Regions from separate parts of the Mus musculus genome. Here region 2 is linked to region 1. The links are chromatin loops, found by intact Hi-C in ENCODE. Cell type or tissue: heart. All regions are shown on one strand.

Evidence for each region. Peaks named below come from ENCODE experiments on the same cell type or tissue, not always from the same donor. Only the 100,000 strongest peaks of a DNase experiment are listed, where the experiment ranks them.
Region 2: it touches region 1 in a loop (6-fold over the local background); 5 of 42 quality-filtered maps call a loop at or near these places.

What each region holds. Positions count from the first base shown.
Region 1 is chr8:116,977,166-116,985,165 of GRCm38, reverse strand. It overlaps 1700030J22Rik (RIKEN cDNA 1700030J22 gene), which reads left to right and starts at 6,207. Exons shown (of 3, transcript NM_027103.3): 1 at 6,207-6,387. Gcsh (glycine cleavage system protein H (aminomethyl carrier)) reads left to right here. Exons shown (of 5, transcript NM_026572.4): 4 at 1,227-1,358; 5 at 2,440-3,199. The coding sequence ends at 2,537. In heart, CTCF peaks have their summits at 4,793 (motif pointing right) and 6,030; DNase peaks (open chromatin) are centred at 4,805, 6,175 and 6,385; H3K4me3 peaks cover 1,389 bases; H3K27ac peaks cover 920 bases.
Region 2 is chr8:116,861,976-116,869,975 of GRCm38, reverse strand. No RefSeq gene overlaps it. Among named protein-coding and RNA genes, the nearest start is that of Gm51553, 7.7 kb to the left of the region's middle. In heart, CTCF peaks have their summits at 1,045 (motif pointing right) and 3,661 (motif pointing left); a DNase peak (open chromatin) is centred at 6,465; H3K4me3 peaks cover 760 bases; H3K27ac peaks cover 449 bases; H3K27me3 peaks cover 2,316 bases.

The DNA.
Region 1 (8,000 bases):
AAAATGTAGACTCCCTGGGGTCGGCTGCAGCTCAAATCCTGGCGCAGTTCTTTCAGCCTTACCAAGCACCTTGGGTGATGCCCTATGTACACACAATTTAAGGCTCTTTCACAGGCCAGGATGTGTGCCACCATGCATGGCTAGTATGTTTTATTGAGCATAGGCACACTGGTGCTCAGACACACAGCCAGTTTGCCATTCACAATGTGCAGAGTATGCATGTTCACGCTGATGAAGTTATGCCTTTCTTGTACGAACTCAGCTTTGACTATAAATACATTCAGAATTTCTTGGCCTAACTAAATGGGAGGTAACCACTTTGTTACAGTTTGTCTTTAAATTGTTTTATAACTCTGTTTTGAGGGAATGTCAGGAGGACAACTTGCAAGAGATGGTTCTTTCCTTGTACCTTGGTCCTGGGGATTGAACTCAGGTCAGGCTTAACAGCAAGCATTTTTTTTTTTAAAGATTTATTTATTGTTATATGTAGGTACACTGTAGATGTCTTCAGACACACCAGAAGAGGGCATCGGATCTCACTGCAGATGGTTGTGAGCCACCATGTGGTTTCTGGGATTTGAACTCAGGACCTTTGGAAGAGCAGTCAGTGCTCTTACCCGCTGAGCCATCTCACCAGCCCCCAGCAGCAAGCATCTTAATGAACCATCTCAGGAGGCTTTTTTTTTTTCTTTCTTTTTGGTATTTTCTTCATTTACATTTCCAATGCTATCCCAAAAGTCCCCTACACCCTGTCCCCCCACTCCCCCATCTCAGGAGGTTTTAAGTGTTTTGGTTTGGGGTGTTTATTTTGAGGCAGGATCTTCTTTAGCTCAGGCTAGCTTCTTAATTCCCTGTGTAGTTGAGGATGACCTTGAACTCACTCACCTGCCTCTGTCTCTCCAGCACTGATTACAGGTGTCACCACCACACCCATTTTATGCAGTGCTGGGGATTGAACCTAAGGTGTATGCATGCTAAGCAAATGCTCTGTCTACCGAGCTACATAGCTGTTTTTGTTTTTGTCTTGTTTGTTTAGACAGGGTCTCACCATGTATCCCTGGCTGGTCTGGAACTCACTCTAGACCAGGCTGGCTGCAGACTTAGAGATCCTCCTGCCCCTGTCTCAAGCGCTGCGACTAAAAGCATGCGCCACCACTCCTAGACACAATTTGTATTTTAAGTCACTGACTTGATGTTAACTATCTTCTTTCACTGCTTCCTTTTAGAGGAGTTTGGTGCTTTGGAGAGTGTGAAGGCTGCCAGTGAACTCTACTCTCCTCTGTCAGGAGAGGTAACCGAAGTCAATGAAGCTCTTGCCGAAAACCCAGGGCTTGTCAACAAATCCTGTTACGAAGATGGTGAGTTGTTGCTCAGAATTTCATTCCTACAGCAAACTAACCTAGTCAGGTTTGCCTACAGCAGTTTTCTCCATGTTTTAGATGAATGAACAAACAACCTCAAAAGTGTAACCAGGGGTCGTATAGCCAATAAGTGGCAATATTAAGATTTGTTGTTGTGGTTCTCTTTGGCTTGCTACCTTATCCTTTTTCTTTGGGGTTGGATGACTTGAGACAGGGTCTCTACATAGCTCTTGCTGGTCTTAAACTCACAGAGATCCTCCTGCTTCTGCCTCCTAAGTGCTGGGATTAAAGGCCTGCACCACTATACCTGGCTTTCAGTCTTTCCACCACTATTAGCTCTAGTAGTTTATATTTGGTATGCCTTTTAAAAAACATGTATGTGCCGGGCAGTGGTGGCGCACAATTAATCCCAGCACTTGGTAGGCATAGGCAGGGGGATTTCTGAGTTCGAGGCCAGCCTGGTCTACAGAGTGAGTTCCAGGACAGCCAGAGCTACACAGAGAAACCTTGTCTTGAAAAACCAAAAAAAAAAAACCAAACAAAAACATTTATGTGCAGGTGCTCTTAACTGCCTAGCCATCATCTCTTCGGCCCCAAGGTTTTATTTTAAAATACTTTAATTAAAGTTATTTGAGCTGGTCATGGTGGTGTGCACACTTACCTTTAATCCCACTCCCCCTCTGCAGGGAGGCAGAGGCAGGTGGATGTCTGAGTTCAAGGCCAAGCCTGGTCTACAAAGTGAATTCCAGGACAGCTGTTTCTATATAGGGATATTTGAGTGTGGGGGTCTTTAGTGGTCAGAGGAGGACACTGAATTCCCTGGAGCTAGAGTTATAGGTTGTAAGTCACCTGATACCAATGCTCAAAACCAAACTTGGGTCCCGTGCTACAGCGGTATGCTCTCTTAAAAACGGAGCCATCCTTACTCCAGCCCACTAAAGTCTTAGAGCTAAATTTATTGAAGAAAGAATGGATTTATGTTAGGATAACAACATCACTTAAATGAGGGCACTGTATTAATTTTGAATGAATTTGACTTTAAAAGGCAATGTGAACTGAGGTTCTGTTTTGGGTACAGGTTGGCTGATCAAGATGACACTGAGTGACCCTTCAGAGATGGATGAATTGATGAGTGAAGAAGCATATGAGAAATATGTGAAGTCCATTGAGGAGTGACCATGGCACCCCTCTACTCCCAGATCAAACTGGATGTGACGTGCTCCAGCATGCTTGTCTTAAACTAGTGGAGAATAGAGGACTTGAAATAACTTAGCAATACTGATGGAAAGAAACTGTTCTTGACAGTGCTACTTAAGAGCCACCCCCAACTTCCTAAAGGATGCAGATAAACACAGTGTACAGGTTTTTGATAATTGCCATACTAAGTATTTAGACTAGGGGTTAAGCCCTGGTGTTTAGAATTCTGAGGATCGTCTGCTGTGAAACGTGGTTATGAGGCTGGTTTTGGTGACGGACCACCTTCTAATCCCAGCACGCAACAGGCAGATGTTAGTTAGTTCAAGGTCGGTCTACACAACAAGTTCTAGACCAGCCACAGCTACATGGCGAGACCCTACCTACTGGGTATAAGACTTTCATAATTCAAGATAATAGTGGTGTATCTTAGATAATTTTGTTACTTGCCCATATCCACCACTGGATTTGGGTCAGAGATTAGTGTCTTCTCATTGGGAATGCAAGGAAGTGTTGTACAGTGTCAGAGGCAGGAGAGTACTGTCTTTGTTTCACCATGTGCTGTGTTGACTGTTGTTTTCCCACCGTGAAGCACCGGCTTTGCAACACTGCGAAACAAATAAAACATTCATCCTCTTTGTTGATTGTGATTTTTATTTGGATATTAATGTTTTACTTAGTGACTGCTAGTTTTAGAAGGGTTGATTTTAATTATAGGATGTTCCAGTGTCTGGTGCTAGGTATACCACTGAGGTGTACTGTGCCTAACCATGTGAAATGATTAAAGAGAAAAAAAAATAGAAGTCTGGTGTGGTGGTGCACGCCTTTAATTCAGGAGGCAGAGGCAGGCGGATTTCTGAGTTCCAGGACAGTCAGGGCTACACAGAGAAACCCTGTCTTGAAAAACCAAAAAAAGGAAAGGAAAAAAGAAAAGAAAAAAAAAAAGAAATTAGGCCAGGGGCTAGAGGGGTCAGTGGTTAGGAGGGCTTGCTGTTCCTGCTTCTTGCAGACAACCTGGGGGTTGTTTCCAGCACCCATGTGGTAGCTCAAAACCATCCCTAACTCCAGTTCCAGGGGATCTGATGCCTTCTATTTCTGAAGGAATCACAGGCACATAAGATGCTCAAGCTCAGGGCGAGGTTTACCCATGGTTCTCTGTGTGCATTGACCTTTAGAGAGGGGAATAGGTGTCAACTGGTCAGCAGTGCACACGGTGTGTCTGCACATGGTCAACAGTGCACAAGGTGTGTCTGAACTTCCATCCTGTTCAGGTTTCTATTTAGTAGCCATAGACACTAGAACTTTCTGAAACTGGCTTAAACTGTTGTTTACAACTCAAGTGCACTTACTGCCACCGTAGTTTCTGAAAGCTGATATGGCGCACTCTAACGTCAACTATAAAAATGCTGACTGGGAGTTTGGGATTACACATGCACACTGATATGAATGTATAACTGGCTTGGTGTCTCCCAACACTTAGAAGGTGGAGACCAGAAGGTCAGGAGTTCAAGGTCATCTTTTAGCTACAGATCCCATGGCCAGCCTGGGCTCAGATGAGCTCAAATAAAAACAAACTCCACTACCAAACCAAACCCCTCGGTGACACCCCCCACCCTCTCAAGGAAAGTGGGTAGACTGCTCTAGCATATCTCCTCGGACTACAGCATGCAATTCTATACTTATTTGCTTTAGCCTGGCTCTCATGTAGTCCAGGCTGAACTGGAGGGTAGAGAGTCAAGGACCACCTTGACTCCAGAGTTTCCTGCTTTCAACTTCCATGGGCTGGACTAAAGGCATGCACCACCACACCTGGCATACTTTCTTTCTTTGCCATTTTTTCTTTAGTCTTTGTCTATTTTCTTAACATCTTTGAATGTTTTCAAAGAATTAAAACCTCAGAAATATAGTAGGGGGAAGGGGGGGCTGGTGATGGAGAGATGGTTTAGTGGTCAAAAGCTCTGGCTGCCCTTCCAAAAGACCTGGGTTCAGTTCCCAGGATCTGCATGGATGTTTATGAATGCCTCTAACACCAGTTCCAAAGTATCCGATCCCGCTTTTAACCGCCATGGACACCAGGCATGGAAGTAGTGCACCGACACACATTCATCCAGAATGCCAATACACTTAAAAAATAATTAAAGTTAAAAAAAAAAATTGTTCACAAGGTATTAAATCGTAAAACTCCACAAAACAAAGCAACACTTTGGAGGCTGACTATGTTGGGTTTTAGTAGAACCACTAGAGGGCGCCCCACACAGTATCTGGTATGAAAAAGACCAGTGGTATGGAACTGCAGACTCTGCTGCAGCAGACTGGAAAATTTGACCTGCCCCCTTCCCCACCCCCACTTCTGAGCTTTTCTGTGGCTGTTGAAAAGACTTGTCTACCTTCGGTTGTAAAGATCATGGTTGAGTGGCCAGGTCTGGTGGCATGTGCTTGTAATTCCAGCATTCAGAGACAGAAGGAAGCTGTTGGAGGCCAGACTAGACGTCATAGTGAAAGCCTACCTCAAAACACCGAGGAACGGAGACACATCTTGGTGACAGACTCGCTGTCTAGCAGGCGAACCTAGAAAACAATGAAAGAGTGTGTCTTTATGACTGTCCAGTATGAACATGGTGTACATACATATACACAGGCAGAACACTCATACGCATAAATCCAAAAATACATAGAAAATTTTAGAAATATGTGTCATAGCCCATTAGATACGCTGGTATAGCAATATAATTACAATATCTATCATATATGCTTGTTAAAGTATTTCCCTCATATATATGGGGGAAATAACAAATATTCACAGTCTAGAAGAGGACTTTGTTCCAACTTCATGTGTCATATACATCACATCTTTAGAGGCCGTTAATGCTATAAATCTATGCTATCGATTGTATATATGCTATACTGTATATATATTATATAATGCTATAAGTGTAAAAAGTAGTAATTCTTAGCCATTTTTTCCAAAAGCCTTTGACTCAGCCTGCTTTTGGAGACTTGTTTTCTTAATACTTTTTAAACCAGAAAGCAAAGGGACCTTGGAACTAGACATGAGTTGGGCACCAAGGGCAGCATAGTGGAGAAGTGGGCGGCCCCCTCGCGAGAAACTGCTGCTTCTGCCCCACTAAAGTGGGCAGCACCAAAAAGAACAAAACCAGAAATCCTTCCTGTCAGCAGGTGTGGAAGCCCACGCCCTCGATCCCTTCAATGTTGATTTAGGACATCGAGGAAGGAGGGTTGCCATGAGTTCGAGACCGCACCAGGCTACAAAACAAGGAAGACTCGGTCTCAAAATTATGCAACTAGGAATGAGTCGTCCCGCGAAGTTCTGCTCTCGCTTTCAACACGGGATCCCAAGAAGGAAGGGACGATTCTGCCCAAAGGAAGAAGTGGCCAAATCTCCAGACACTGTTTGTGTGGCCTCTGAGGCATTCCTTCTAGAAGGCAAAAGGCTGTTGCAGCGCAACTTGGCCGCCCAACGTCGCCAGTGCCTGCGAAGCTCTCGAAGCGTCTGGCAACGCGGCACCTAGCAACCACGCACAGAGCGACGGGAATGCTCCTTAGCCCCGCCCTCAGAGGGGACTCCGCCCTTGAGCTGGTTTGTTGCGGGGTTACGTCACTTCCGGCATGCCTGCACCTAGGCCCGCCTCCGACGCGGCCGTAACCTAGGGCAACAGCCCGGCTCTTGGGGGCCGCGACTTGCCGCTCCGGACCTTCCTTACCTCGCGGCCCCGTAGGAGCGTCTGAGTGGCTGTGGCCACGTCCTCACCCCGGGGAACACTCCCTAGACACTTCACGGGCGGCAGAGCCGCGGAAGGAAGCAATCTTCAGGGTGGGTAAGCGAGACGAAGATGGGGTACGGTTCTGGGGTAGCCTGGACTGGGCGGGGCCTAGGGAGCCGCTTGGGCCTCAGGGAGGAGCCGTTTGATAGGCGTGGTCTGTGGGGGCGTGGTTGAGGTTTCAATGGAAGGAGCTTGATGCAGCCCTCTTGATCTTCTGAAGGAAGGGTAAACTCTCAGCTTGTAGCGTGTAGGGAGCCTCTTGGAGGGAGGGAAGGAACTTATGCGGCATGAAGGAGTGTGCAGGGACTATTAGTAAAAGGGAGAAACCAGGTGGGAAGGCGTGGGCGCGAGATTCCGTCTGCCGTGAGCCTTGGGAGCCCTCAGAAGGCCATCCTTTCAGGACCCAGCCCTTAGTGAATTCAGAGAGCCGGAAAAAAAGGGGCGGAATGAAACCCCGTCCAAAACAGAAATCTAGAACCTAGGCAAAAATGAAAAAGGGCACGAGTTGGAAATGGTTGACATAGAAATGGCACACGCCCTACCCTGCAAGTGGAATTATTGGCTGTTGTAAGTTGCTATGTGGGTGCCAGGAACGAACGTGGGTCTTTGGCAAGAGTAGCAAGTGCTCTTAACTGCTGAGCCATTTCTCCAGCCCTCAGTCACCTTATTTTTATTTATTTATTTATTTATTTTTTTTTTTTTGAGACATGTTCTCTCGCTGAACCCAGAGTTCACTGATTTGGCTAGCCTGGCTAGCTGGCAAGCTCTAGGAATCCTCCTGTCTCTGCTTCCTGGCGCTGGAATTAAAGGCTTTCATTCATTATAGCAATTGGCTTTTTGTGTGGGTACTGGGGCCCTTAACTCTGTTTTCTCTACCTGTGTGGCAAGCACTGTATGACGGAGCCATCTTCTTTCTCAAGCCCATTCGAGAAGAAATGCATGGGCTTGTAAGCCAGGAAGCCTAACCTGAAAATGGTAAGCTTCAGGCTCACTGAGAAACTGTCTCAAGGGACTAAGGCAGGTGAGGAAGAGAGCAGGGGTACCTGATGTGCACACCATGTGTGTAAAAACACGAGTTTAAGAAAATGGAAAAATATGGGCTGGAAAGATAGCTAAGGAGTTTAAGAGCACTGGCTGCTCTTGCAGAGGGCCCAGGTTCAATACCCAGAACCTACATGGTAGCTCATGACTAACTCGAGTTCAGAGGATCCAATGCTCTTCTCTGGTCTCCTAGCATGCAGGGCTCGCAGCCTGCGGTACACAGACATGCTGGCAAAACATCCATACATATAAAAAAAATTTTTAAATAAGGAAAGAAAGGTAGCAATACAGACCTCCTGCATTCTAACAGAACAGTAAATTGGTATATAATTTGTGAGAAATCACAAGCGAGCCATTTAAGTACTTGGCTTAATCCCAGCACTTAAGAAACAGAGGCAGAGCCGGGCATTGTGGCGCATGCCTTTAATCCCAGCACTTGGGAGGCAGAGGCAGGCAGATTTCTGAGTTCGAGGCCAGCCTGGTCTACAAAGTGAGTTCCAGGACAACCAGGGCTACACAGAGAAACCCTGTCTCAAAAAACAAAACAAAACAAAATAAAAAAACAAAAAAAGAAGCAGAGCCAGAAGGATTGCTCCAAGTTTAAGGCCAGCTCTGTCTCAAA
Region 2 (8,000 bases), 120 kb after region 1:
ACCAGGCTGGTCTGGAACTCAGAAATCCACCTGCCCCTGCTTCCCGAGTTCTGGTTTTAAAGGCATGCATTACAGCAACCAGCAAATAAATATAATCTTAAAAGTTAAAGCTTGGGTTCTTTCATTTGTTTGTTTTGCTTTGCTTTTTGAGACAGGGTCTCACAATGTAGCCCCGAGTAGTCTAGAGATTACTCTGCAGGCTAAGCTGGTTTTGATCTCACAGAGATCCACGTAGCCTCTGCCTCCCAAGTCCTGGGATTAAAGACAAAATGTTTAAAAAAAGCAACACCAAACAGGTGATGGAAGGGATGAGTTTCTAACCCCAGGAGGGTGTTCAGGGACCACTTTTGTGATACTGTGTCGTTAGAAATCCGAATGATGGGAAGGTTGGAGGCAGGAGAATTCTGGGCAGAGGGGCCAGTGTATGTAGGAAGGAGTGGAGTGAAGGTAGCAAGCTGGCAGTCACTTTAACAGTGAGTTGTTCCTGGGCAGACTGGACACCACTCTCCCAACCCTGCTGGGGACTTCTTTTCTCTACCTTGTTTCTGACAGCACATTCAGTGCGGAGGAAGGATTGGCCACTTCCTCCTCTGTTGCAAGTTCCCAGGTACCGGGTTCTCTCCTTTTGTGCGTTCATCTGTAGCAGTGACATTGAAACTTATTAATATTTCTAGGATGGATCCGTGGGCTGGAGGTAGACCAATCTAAGGGTCACAACAACTCAGCCAGGACAACTGCAGGACTGGAACTAGATACAATCCGGAGCTTTATATGTGGTCTCCTAAAAATACTCAAGGGAAGTAAATTTATAACCTATAGCCATGTTCCCTAAAATTCCCAAAGAGATTTAAATGCTGTACAACCATCCATCCATCCATCCATCCATCCATCCATCCATCCATCCATCCACTATGTCTGCCCCAACAAAAATGAAGGATATTTTCCTTCTCCTTCAGTATGCGGTGAACTCAATAACACTCATCCTGTTTTTCCTCCAAAGATTTATCTTTACTTGCCAGTGCACGCACATGTACATGTGTGCCCACACAGTCCAGCAGAGGGCATCAGATCCACTGGATCTTCATTGGTAGCACGGCAGGGCAGTGGCTCTTAACCAGCGAGTGGTCTGTCCAGCCCTCACTAATACCTCTCCTCTAACCCTCACTGGTGGAGAGAGAGCCCATGTGGTGAGAGATGAGGCCCTGGGTGAGCCACCTTCTGAGATGATCTGTCAGTCAAGCTCTCCAGGGCCTCCAGCCCCACAGGAAGGCATCCTGAGCCTAAGGACTAAGGACAAGACACCTAGAGCCACAGAAACCGAGCTAAGCTTCTCTGAAGTCCCTGATCTGCAGGAAGCCGGAGATAATAAATCCTCATTGTTTTAGTCTTGGGGTAGCTTGCTTCGCAGCTGCAGATGACTGAGTCTGTCTCCTTCTCTGATTTTGCTTTCCTCATCCTATGGAATTGTCCTCAATCTATCAGCTTGTTTCTTGCCCCTGCCACTTTCCCAGACTCCCCCACCCCTCACTCCCACTGTATCCATGCCCCCTCCGGTAAGCTCTTCTTACTTTTATTTTTTTTTTAAATTATTTATTTATTATATGTAAGTACACTGTAGCTGATTTCAGACTCACCAGAAGAGGGCGTCAGATCTCATTATGGATGATTGTGAGCCACCATGTGTTTGCTGGGATTTGAACTCAGGACCTTCGGAAGAGCAGTCAGTGCTCTTAACCACTGAGCCATTTCACCAGCCTCTTACTTCTATTCTGTTTAGCTTATTCTATTGCAAATCCCTGTTCTTAGTTCTCTGGTTCTTCCAATCATTGTCTGATCTCCCCAGTAAGACTCCAGGAGTGAGGATGATGTGCGGGAGAAAAGAAGCGTAATCAATGTTAACTTTTTTTTTTTTAAGTGGGGGAGGGAACACCTCAAACATTCATCCATGAGTCAACTTTTTTCCCTATTACGACTTAGTATCAAAACTGTCAATGTCCTCAATGTAAGTCTGTATTTTATTCTAAAATCCCATCCCACTGTGGGAGACCCCAGTGTTTCTCTCCTTCCCTTTCTCCTTCTCTCCCTCCCGCCTCTCTTTCTCTTGCTGATTCTAGGGGACTGAATTTAGGGCCCTCGTGCCTCCTAGGCAGGCATTCTGCAGCTGAGCTGTATCTCCAACCCTATTGTCCCATTTTTAAAGGAGAAAATGGAGGCTCCAAGAGTTAAATCATTTGCCCAAAGTTGCAGAGCTATGAGAGAAGACCAAACGTCAAAGGTCTGCATAACTAAAAGCCCAGGGCTCAAGTCACGCTTCTTACTTCTGGCTGATGTTTAACAAAGCCACAGGGCCGACTGGCCACAGGTTCCCTGCCAGCCAGGACACTTAAAAGTCCCTGTTCCCTAATCTGCCGTGGGCCCGGAAAAGATTCAGGATATCCTGGGTAATGAACTCATGGTGGCCTTGCTCTTCCTTCAACCCCAGGCAGAATCTGCGCGTGGAAAATTCCAGGAAAGTCTTTACTGGGGAGTGAAATCTAATGTGCTGGGCAGGACCATTTGCGACTGAAATGGGCGCCTCACTGCCTCATCTGAAAGGGAAACCTTTCCTACCCCCAGGTCTGACAGGGAAAAGCAGCCACCTTTGGTAGCTGGGTCATGTTCGGAGCTTCGGGAAGGGCATGTGGTTTAAAAACAATAATAGCCTCGGAGCTGCTCCTCCCCCCTCCTCCTCCACCCCTCCCCCTCCTCCTTCTCCCCCTCCTCCCCCTCCTTTAATATAACAATTATGAAAGTAGCACAATAGAGCACAGGGGGAAATTACTCTTTAACGGTGCCCGATACACTCATGCACCGACTGGGGTCCTTGCGTTCGGATGGATCCTTAGATCCCCAGTTGGGCCCCAGATGTTGAAATCTCTAGTGCTCAAGATCTTGTTTTTGCCAGTAGAACCCACCCTGTCCGCAGCCAGGACTCTGTTCCAGGATCTAGGAGTTTCCTCTGTTCTCCCTCCACCAGTCCCGCTGGCTAGACTTCTTGAGGATATGGAGTCTTTGCCACGTGCTGTTTGTGTCTCGGTGTAATCTGCAATGCCATTGTCTGCTCCTCTCTTCTCCCTCCTCCCTCCTTTTTTTCTCTCCCACTTTGTCCTGTGGCTTCCTGGAGCCATTGCAGAATACTCCCGGAAGCAGAAACAATTTCTTTCAGGAGTAATTCCAGTAGGTGGACCGTCCATCTGTATATCTGGGCCAATGGCATTTCAGTGGGTATGGTTTACTCAGAGCCCGAGCAGAATCTTCCGTGAGCTTGCAGAGCTGGGCTGTCTGTCTCTTGCTTTCCCTGCAGAGTCAAGCTCTGACTGTCTCTTGCTATCCTGTCTTCTGCCTTATCCTGTTTTACAAGATTAGTAAGCCACAGTGTGGCTGTTCCTTCTACCTTCCTTCTATCTGAGTCTCGGAGTAAGAGGCTCCTGGAGCCATGCTGAACATACCTACCTCAGCAGCTAACTTAAGTGCAAGAAATAAGCTTTCAAGCAAATCTAGGGGTTGAAGAGATAACTAGTTTAGCTTGGTGGTTAAGAGCACTTTGTATTCTTATGGAACATCTGGGTTGAATCGGCAGGCACAACTGTTTGCAGTTCCAGGATCTCCGACGCCCCCTTCTGGCCATGTCCGGTACTGCGCACATGTGGTGTCCATCAAAGCAGACAAGACGCCCATACACGTCTTGTCTAATAAAATAAAATTAACAACAAAATACAGTTATATTTATTTATTTTGTATATGTCTCTCTCTGTGTGTAGGTTTCTCTCTGTGTGAATTGGTTTTCTCCTCCCACTATTTGAGGCTCTGAGGTGGATCTCAGGTCTTTAGCTTCGCTCTAAGTGCCTTGCTAACACCGTTCCAGTAGTTTTTAGTATAGAGTTCTAATGTATGGAAAAAACGCAATTCAAGGCAGAGGTTATGTCTATTATACTCTGTCACACTGATGGAGTCTATCTGCCGAGGATGTGATGACGGATGTTCACAGAATGTGGAGAAGAACTTGACAAGGGTCTGGAGACCCCGCTGTTCACCCCTTACCTCTTCCAGCTTCTGTGACTCGAGTCTCTGTTCACTCCTATGTTGTCATCATCATTTGCAATGATGGAGGAAGACGTTAGGTGGATCTGATGTGGCTAGTACTTCTATGCCTAACCTCTCTGTCCAGAGGGGTCTTCCAAGAAGTTGATTTTGTATTCACTTGATGTGGTCGGGTGTGGAGGCGGGGTTCTTGCCAGGATCATGGGAGGGGGCATCTAGATTGTATCCCAATACCCCACAGTTACTGGAACAGATGGCGTTTGCAGTGCTTGGTATCAGTGTGAAGAGCTCACTGTATTGGAGGGAAGGCAGACATGGGAATGAAGTAATTTTATCTCAATAAATCTCGAGTCCCTGAGAACATAGCTTTTCTACCTTACAGGAACACCCCAGAACACACACTTAGATGGTTAGTTATTACCCCGGGTTTTGCTGCTCTTTACCTAGGGTTATGTAGTTTCTTTCCTCTGGGTCTCCATCTCCATCTCCATCTCCATCTCCATCTCCATCTCCATCTCCATCTCCATCTCCATCTCCCTCTCCCTCTCCCTCTCCCTCTCTCTCTCTCTCTCTCTGCCCCCCCTCTCTGTCTATCTCTGTCTCTTTGTCTCTCTGTTTCTCTCCCTGTCTCTCTCTGTCTCCGTTTCTGACTTTGTCTCTCTCTGTATGTCTCTGTCTCTCTCCCTTTCTCTCTCTGTCTCCATTTCTGACTCTGTCTCTGTCTCTCTCTGACTCTGTCTCTCTCTGTCTCTGACTCTGTCTCTCTCTATCCCTCTCTGTCTTTGTTTCTCTCTGTCTCTGTTTCTCTCTGTCTTCGTTTCTGACTCTGTTTCTGTCTCCATCTCTGTCTCTACCTCTCTTTCTCTTTGCAGTGAGAAATACAGCTCTCACGAGGCCCGAGTGACCCTTATAAACAGCTTCCTGTGTTCTCTTCCTAGAGGCAAGCCAGATGGGAAACCATATAACCAGAGGCTAGTGTCCTGGCACTGATGCTGGGATATACTAAGACTTCCCAGGCTTACTTGAAATCATGCTGTTAACAGCTTTCAGCCTTTGGCACAATGAGTCCCTCTGGAAATCTCAGTGAAGGTACGGGCACTATTCTTCAGAAATGTGTTCTATCACACATACTCTTTGGGGAGGTTCACGGAGCTCTAGGAAACCATCCATGGAACACTAGGTTCAGCTCTCAAACATTAAATGTGTCATCTTGCCAAGAAAACCCAGACCAGCATCCACTGCCCTGTGCGGTGTGTGGATGGCCACTACCCACTCTTCCTGTATGGTCCCTTCTCTGCCTTTCACCCATTTGTGACCAACCTTTCTTTCTTATGGGCACATTCCATGCTAGGCACCTTAAAGGTGTTGGAACTCAGGTTGTCAGGCCAGCTGGCCTCTTATTTTTTTATTTCGATACCAATAACCCACAACATACATCTTTAGGCACTGGACAGGAGGCCAAAGTATCTCATAAGGAATACTGCAGGAAGGAGGCGTTCCCTCAGGACTCTGTCTAGGATGACATAAACACTGGAGACCAGCTGTCCATCATGAAAAGCCTGGCCTGCAGGGACCAGAGGAGCCCCACCAGGGAACTTCTTCCGAACCTCCATTTTTCACCAGGCACACCCCAATTGCAGTGGACTGTCAGGCACTCACACACGTGTTGCTTTCTCTAACATCTCCACCGTGAGGCTGAGGTGAAGATAGCATCTTCATTAAAAAGAAAGAAAGAAGCCGTGCATGGTGGTGCACGCCTTTAACCCCGGCACTCGTGAGGCAGAGGCAGGTGGATTTCTGAGTTCGAGGCCAGCCTGGTCTACAAAGTGAGTTCCAGGACAGCCAGGGCTACACAGAGAAACCCTGCCACGAAATAACAAAAAAAAAAAAAAAAAAAAAAGAAAGAAAGGAAGGAAGGAAGGAAGAAACAAACAGAGACTCCCAGGTGTCACTGATTCGTCCAAGGACAAGGGCTGGAAAGAGCCAGAACCTTTGGGACAAATCCAGCAGCTTCCTAGTCTTCTAGCAGGTGCTCTGAGCCACCCGGACCCGGAAGGACCTGGGCTTGTGCTGTGGCCATGAGGATGTCCCTAGGCCATGGAAATCAGAGGGGACCTGGACTGAAGAGGTCAGGGCCCCAGAGTCTCCGCGAGGGTCTAGTCTTCTCCAAGGTGAAAGGAGAGGTCCGTGGGGCTACCGCAGTAGGCGGGAGGAAGACGGTTGGTCCTCTTTCTCGAAGCCTGGCCTCCATCTGCAGGGGATGTCCCGCCAGGAAGCAAGCGGGTTGGAAGGAGCCCACAGCCCTTGGCGCCCGCAGAAAAACCTGGCGCGCAGCCCGCCTGGCTCCCTCCGCGGCTTCTGCTCCGCTTCAGGCTGCGCGGTAGCGCTGGCTGCAAACCCGACCGAGAAAGTAGGTCAGCCTGCGGCCAGCAGCCTCCTGGACAGGTTCCTGCCTCTCCGGAGCCCGGGCTCCCTCCCCTGCCAAGCCTCCTCCTCTGCTGTTCCCTCCGGCCTCGGCTCCATCAATCCCAGGCAGCCAGTCACCACCTTTGGGGAGGCAACGCACTTGTGTGAAGAAAAATCAAAAGATGCAATAAACTTCACACTGGAGAAAACCAAAAATCTCACTACGGAGAAGAAAGTACCATAGTTAACAGAGAACGGACATCACGCAGGTGTATCTTATTGTATGGGTATATGCAGTTAGAGGAAAAGAATAACTATCTTATTAAAACGAGACTTAAAATAGGTGCTTTTAAGATAAAAAAAAAAGAATCACTTTAGAAATTTTATTTGGATCCAAGAAACTACAGTGAAATGGGAAGAATTGTTGAATTTTAAGTAAATTAATTTTACTACAGGATGTACAATAAAATATTCTTTATTCCTTTGAGAAGGACTCAAAAAGAAAATGGAGAAGGGGGAGGAGACAGAAAGGGGTGAATTAAGTGGTTGGAGATTTTTTTTTTTTTTTAAAGCTCAGGGTTTCAATTTTAGCTAGTTAATTAATTCCTGCTAGGGAATCAGAAAGCGTTTAGCACGAATCTTTCCTCCCTCCCCTTCTTTTGCTTCTTGATTTGTAAGTTATATTATGGTTACTTTTAATTTTTCACTTTTATATCATCAATGTTGAGTTTCATAAATGTATTTCCCATCCTTCTTTACTGTTGGTTATTTACTTATCTGTATTTTTAAAAAGACAGGCTGGCCTTGAACCTCTGTCCTTTTGCCTCCACTTAAATTTTCTTTTAATTATTATTTTTATTCTATGTGTATGGGTGTCTTGCCTGCACATATGTCTGTGCACCATGCATTTGTCTGGTGCCAGCAGAGGCTAGAAGAGGGTATTGGATACCCTGGAACTAAAGTTATAGACCACCGTGTCCTCTCCCTCTCCTTCCCTCTCCTCTTCCTCTCTCCCTTCTCTCCCTCCCTCTCTCCCTCTCTGGTTCTCTTGCTCTCCTGCTGCTTGGTTTTAGAGGTCAAAGGACAAGTTGGCACAGCCTTGTTGGCAAGGGCTTTTACCTACCTGAGCCATGCCAAGGGCTCCATAATCTGTGTTTAGACACACGCCTTATCACTCACCCTCAGTTTTTGTTTTGTGTGGTGGATGCTGTTGTGGTTTGCGAAACAGGCTCTCGTGAAGCCCAGGCTGGTTTTAGATTTGCTATATAGCTAAGGAGGACCTGGAACTTCTAATCCTCCTGCCTCCACCTCTGAGTGCTGGAATTCTGGGTGTTTATCAGCATCCCAGGTTTCCCCTGTTTGTATTCCTGAGACTCTGACTCTCTTCTCCCCCCCCCCCCAACCCCCCAAAGACAGAGTTTCTCTGTGTAGCCCTGGCTGTCCTGGAATTCACTCTGTAGACCAGGCTGGCCTCGAATTCAGAAATCTGCCTGCCTCTGCCTCCCAAGTGCTGG